2 separate regions of the Homo sapiens genome follow, and region 2 is linked to region 1. Evidence: read pairs that join two places in POLR2A ChIA-PET (ENCODE). Cell type or tissue: PC-9. All regions are shown on one strand. Each heading gives the region's core, and the rest is flanking DNA. Links, peaks and the distances in the headings are about the cores only.

What was found. ChIA-PET counts read pairs that join two places held together with the same protein. Peaks named below come from ENCODE experiments on the same cell type or tissue, not always from the same donor. Only the 100,000 strongest peaks of a DNase experiment are listed, where the experiment ranks them.
Region 2: POLR2A ChIA-PET joins it to region 1 with 5 read pairs; 2 of 35 experiments call an interaction of 5 or more read pairs at or near these places.

What each region holds. Positions count from the first base shown.
Region 1 is chr6:108,247,548-108,250,465 of GRCh38, forward strand. All of the region lies in intron 1 of SNX3 (sorting nexin 3), which reads right to left. Among named protein-coding and RNA genes, the nearest start is that of SNX3, 12 kb to the right of the region's middle. In PC-9, for the core only: no CTCF peak of the experiment used is centred there; no DNase peak of the experiment used is centred there.
Region 2 is chr6:108,079,019-108,081,936 of GRCh38, forward strand. No RefSeq gene overlaps it. Among named protein-coding and RNA genes, the nearest start is that of OSTM1, 5.7 kb to the left of the region's middle. RefSeq lists an enhancer at 809-1,478. In PC-9, for the core only: no CTCF peak of the experiment used is centred there; a DNase peak (open chromatin) is centred at 1,503; H3K27ac peaks cover 2,169 bases.

The DNA.
Region 1 (2,918 bases), core at 138-2,637:
AACAAACAAAAAAAAACAACGTTTAAGTCTCCCTATGTTTCCCAGGCTGGTCTTGAACACCTGGGCTCAAGTGATCTTCCCACCTCTGCCTCCCAAAGGGCTAAAATTATAGGCATGAGCCACCACGCCCAGCCTATCATTTGTTTTAACTGGAAATAAGAGTAATTACAGTTTGTAAGAAAATGCAGTAGAATAAACTATATCAGAGAAAACACAGAGTGAAAGTGCCTACCATACCGCCTGAACATCGATGCTTAAAACAAATTATAGCCGGGTGTGGTGGCTCATGCCTGTAATCCCAGCACTTTGGGAGGCAGAGGCAGGAGGATTGCTTGAGCTCAGGAGTTCAAAACCAGCCTGGGCAACACAGCAAGACCCTGTCACTATTTATTAAAAAATAAAAATTAAAATAACAATTTTAAAACCAAATTATACATTATATATAAAATTATAAATAAAAATCGAGAAAAATGTTTGTGTCAGAGAGTAACAAGGAATCACTCCAGTATTATTACTGTGTGATTCTGGCATGTCATTGATGTCAGATGCTGGCAGTGAAGCACAAAAGAGACAGGTGCTCCCCCTAGCTAGACTACTGGCTCACTTTCTGCCCACACACACTCCTGGCCCCTCAGGGCAGACCTGGGTTCCCACTACAGATTATGCATATTTTATGAATTTACCTCTCCCCACTCTCCTTACCACCAGTTTGGAAGCTTCCAAAGGCTAGGCATATCTTATTCATCTTTTAAACAAGCATCTAGCAATGTCTGGAATATAACAGACAGTTCATAAATGTTCATTTATTGGACAGTTCTGGGGAAAACTTATCAGAGAAATCTAGCCCTGTTTCAGGCTGCTGTGAACTTACTGAATGCAGTAACATGTGTTATTAAACTTAGCATTGCAAGTACTCAATAAATCAACTGACCCACAGGAGCTACTCAAGTTAAAGTTAACAACTCTAAAAAAGAAATTTAGTTAGAAAAAAACAATTGATCGGATGTTTTGAGGGAAGAAAACTGAACAAATATCAATTATAGATAAGAATCATGCTGAGGTCTAAACAAAAACGCTCTAAAACTGCAATTTATCCCAACTTAAGCATATCAACATAATCTGGCCTTCTAAACTAAGACAAAAATTCTATCAATTCACTATGTTGTCCCATTTAGAGCTGGTATCACAGTTTCTCAATTTTCAACTTAATTCCTTCCTTTCTTTTTTTTTTGAGACGGGGTCTCACTCTGTCACCCAGGCTGGAGTGCAGTGGTACCATTATAGCTCACTGCAGCCTTAACCTCCTTGGCTCAAATGATTCTCCCACCTCAACCTCCTGAGTAGCTGGGACTACAGGTATGCATCACCACACCCAGCTTTTAGACAAGAGAGACAGAGTTTGTAGAAAGGACTTACCTATGTTAATAGTTCAACCAATACCAACTTAAATATTATTAAAAATTATTTATACAACTGCACATTGCCATATTACATAGGGGGTTAACATGTAAGAATACAAAACATTAAGACAGGTGTAATGGCTCACATCTGTAGTACCAGCTACTCAGAAGACTGAGGCAGATAAGAGGATCACTTGAGCTCACGAGCTCAAGACCAACCTGGGCAATGTAGTGAGATTCTGTCTCTTAAAACACATACACACACAAAACCCCACAAATCATTAAATGATGATACTGTATGAGAAATTAATTAATTATACAAAAATTAGCTGGGCATGGTGGCACGTGCCTGTAATCCCAGCTACTTGGTAGGCTGAAGCAGGAGAATTGCTTGAACCTGGGAAGTGGAGGTTGCAGTGAGCCGAGATCGCACCACTGCACTCCAGCCTGGCAACAGAGCGAGACTCTGTCTCAAAAAAAGAAAAAAATAATAAATTAATTAATTCTGGCTAGAAAATATCTAAACCATGATCCTGGCTAGAACAGATTGCAGTCAATTTTGTTTGGCATCATCTTCAGTGTTGGCACTGGTTTGCTGACCGACCCTGAACCACCATGAACCTGCTGCCCACTAGTTTATCAGCACCAACTTTCTTTCCTTTATGTGGGTATTCAAAGGAGTTTACATAAAAGGTTTCGAGTGAGAAAATAAACTTCAAAAGTTGAAAAACCTTGTGCCTGGCCTTAATATTATCAGTGGGATGACAACACAAAGTTACAATTTCTATGTAAAACTGGGCCTCTAGGAGGAAAGAATGGTATCTAATATTTCATTCACCACCCAACAATAGGGTTATGCATTAAGATCTTATTATTTGATGAATGTGCAGTGTTATATTTAATGACTATTTCCTCAGTCGTTTACTACTGGCTTCCTAAATGAATGCTTTTTCCATAGCCTCATGATATTTTTTAGGGTTTGAGACAGGGTTCCATTCTGTCACACAGGCTGGAGTGCAGTGGTGTGATCTTGGCTCACTGTAACCTCCGCCCCCAGGGTTCAAGTGATGCTCCCACCTCAGGTTCCTGAGTAGCTGGGACTAGAGGGGCACGCCACCACAGCTGGCTAATTTTTGTATTTCTAGTAGAGACAGGGTTTTGCCATGTTGGTCAGGCTGGTCTTGAACTCCTGACCTCAAGTGATCCACCCACCTCAGACTCCCAAAGTGCTGGAATTACAGGAGTGAGCCACCATGCCCGGCCTCATGTTTTGATAATAGATTCTCCAAGTGCCTTTTGATTTCCATTATTTCAATGTTACATGAGCAAACTCTAGACATAAAATTGGCAAACCTTTTCTTAAAGGGCAAGATAGTAAACATACTGTTTCAACTACTCAGTTCTGCCCTTATAGAGTAAAAGTGGTCTTAGATAATATGGGAAGAAATGGGTATGCTGTGTTCCAATAAAACTTTATTTATAAAAAAAGGTAAGCCCATAATTTGCCAACCCTTGCTC
Region 2 (2,918 bases), core at 88-2,587, 170 kb before region 1:
GTAAGAATAAGGAAAGGTCTTGTCTTGAATGTAAACCTGATTTAAAAAAAAAAAAAGTAATGCTATTGCCTAAATTCAGATCCTTTGCATCTCTTGTCTACGATATTGTAACAGCAAAAACTAGCAATCAAAGGGAAACGTCTGGAAAACCAGAAAAGAAGATGAGAAATTGACCTACGATGCTACCTCACATTCCTCATGTAAATTCAAAATGTTAATCAAGACTCTGTGAGACTTTCAAAAAAAATGTTTTCATGAGAAATTGTTAAGAAAAATTACCTCGAATTTGGAAATAAAGTAAAAAACAATCAGCATACTGGGGCATATTTTCTTATTCTTTCTTTGTCTTTTTCATATGGATTAATTAAAAAACCTTGTCTTTGAGCTCTGAAGTTCTTTCTTCTGCTTGTCAATTCTATTGCTGAGACTTTCCAGAACATTTTGCATTTCTACAATTTTTGCATCCATTGTTTCCTGAAGTTTTGATTGTTTTGTATTTATGCTATTTCACTGACGATTTCTCCCCTCATTTCTTGTATCATTTTTTATTTCCTTAAATTGGACTTTGCTTTTCTCTGGTGCCTCCTTGATTTTAGCTTAATAACTGACCTTCTGATTTCTTTTTCAGGTAAATCAGGGATTTCTTCTTGGTTTGGATCCATTGCTGGTGAGCTAGTGTGATTTTTTTGTGGGTGTTAAAGAACCTTGTTTTATCATATTACCAGAATTGTTTTTCTGGTTCCTTCTCAGTTAGGTAGGCTGTGTCAGAGGGAAGGTCTAGGGCTCAAGGCTGCTGTTCAAATTCTTTTGTCCCATGGGGTGTTCCCTTGATGAAGTACTCTCTCCCTTTTCCTAGGGATGTGGCTTCCTGAGAGCTGAGCTGTTGTGATTGTTATTTCTCTTCTGGATCTAGCCACCCAGCAGGTCTACCAAGCTCTGGGCTGGTACTGGGGATTGTCTGCACCGGGTTCTGTGATGTGAACAGTCTGCAGGTGTCTCAGCCATGGATATCAGCACCTGCTCTGGAGGAGGTGGCAGGGGGGTGAAATGGACTCTGTGAGGGTCCTTAGTTTTGGTTGTTTAATGCACTATTTTTGTGCTGATTGGCCTCCTGCCAGGAGGTGGCACTTTGAAGAGAGCATCAGCTGTGGTAGTATAGGGAGGATCAGCTGGTGGGCAGAGCCCTAGAACTCAGGAGAGTATATGCCCTTTGTCTTCAGCCACCAGGGTGGGTAGGGAAGGAGACCATCAGGTTGGGTCAGGGTTAGGCCTGTCTAAGCTCAGGCTCTCCTTGGGTGGGTCTTGCTGCGGCTTCTGTGGGGAATGGGGATGTGGTTCCCAGGTCAATGGAGTTATGTTCCCAGTAGGATTAAGGCTGCCTCTGCTGTGTCATGCAGTTAGTCAAGGAAGTGGGAGAAAGCTGGCAGTCACAGGCCTTACCCACCTCCCAAGCAACCCAAAAGGCTGGTCTCACTCCCACTGTGCACCCCCCCAACAGCACCAAGTGAATTTCCAGGCAGTGGGAGAGCAGGGCTGAGAGCTTGCCCCAGGCTACCAGCCTCCCACTGTGAAAGCCAGCTGGGTTTTTGTTCCTTTCAGCCTGTGAAGTCTGCATTCCAGATTCATGACCTCCACCGGGTTCTGGCCAGGAGACTTCACATTCAGTTGGAATTGTTACAAAGTTCAGCTAGAGGTTTCCTTCTCCCTGTGGTCTTTTCTCTGGCAGCCCTCCTCAAGGACCCCTGTGAGACAAGGCAGAAATGGGTACCCAGGGGACCCAGAGAGCCCACAGGGCTTTTCCTGCTGCTTCCTTTACCCCTGTATTTTGCTCTGCTCTCTAAATTGACTCAGCTCCAGGTAAGGTCAGAATATTCTCCTGTGATCCAGACCTTCAGGTTCCCCAGTGAGGGTATGTGTTCAGGGGTGGACAGTTCTCTTTTCCCACTACCACAGCTTGGGCATTCACAGTATTTGGGTTGTCTCCAGTGTCCTACAGGAGTCATCCGCTTTCTTCAGAGAGTCTGTGGGTTTTCTCAGCTTTCCTGGTTTATTCCTGCAGTAGTTCTGGAGCAAAAGGTTACAGTGCGAGTCTCCACATACTGCTCTGTCTGTCTGCGTGGTAGTTGCAATCTAGTCCCGCCTCCCGTCCACCATGATCCTCTATGCTGTCCAGCAACCTAATTCTAACATTACTTTTTCAGTGCCTATACCTGGTTTGAGAGACATTGAGTTAATATTAATGAGTTAATAAACATTCGACACATTTTCATTCTATATTTGTATGAGTCACATTTTTAACTTTTTGAAAATTATACTTTGACAATTTTTCCCATTAAAACGTGGAATAGTGGGGAAGCAAGAATTTAGGCCAAGAAGGTAGTCGAAGATGACCAGAAAAGGCCCAGGAACCAAGGCCAATAAAACAGTCTCCCTATTGATACTCTTTCTCTCTCATGGATGGTTTATTCTAACTACAGCAGACAAAGTGATCCTTTCAAAACCTAAGTTGGGTTATGTCAGTTTTTTTGTTTTGACCCCACCAGTGGCTACAGATATCACCCAAAGTTAAAGCAAAGCTCTTGTTATGCCCTAGAAGAATCTGGGATCTGCTGCTTTTATCAGCATTCTCTTTTCCCCAACCTGCTTTATTTTTTTTCCATAGCACTTAGCACCATACGGAATCCTATACACTTGTTTATTTCTGTCTCCCCGCACTGGAATTTAAGTTCCTTGAGAGCAAAGACTGTGTTGTCCACTGCTCTCTCAGTGCTTAGAACAATGGCATGAAATAGATGCTCAATAAATATTTATTGAAATATGATTTCCTTTAGAGAGGGGTAGAATATAAGCAGTTTGAGGCTCGAAAAGAAGGTATGAAATAATTATTCTGGAAAAAATAAACTTACGAAAAAATAAAT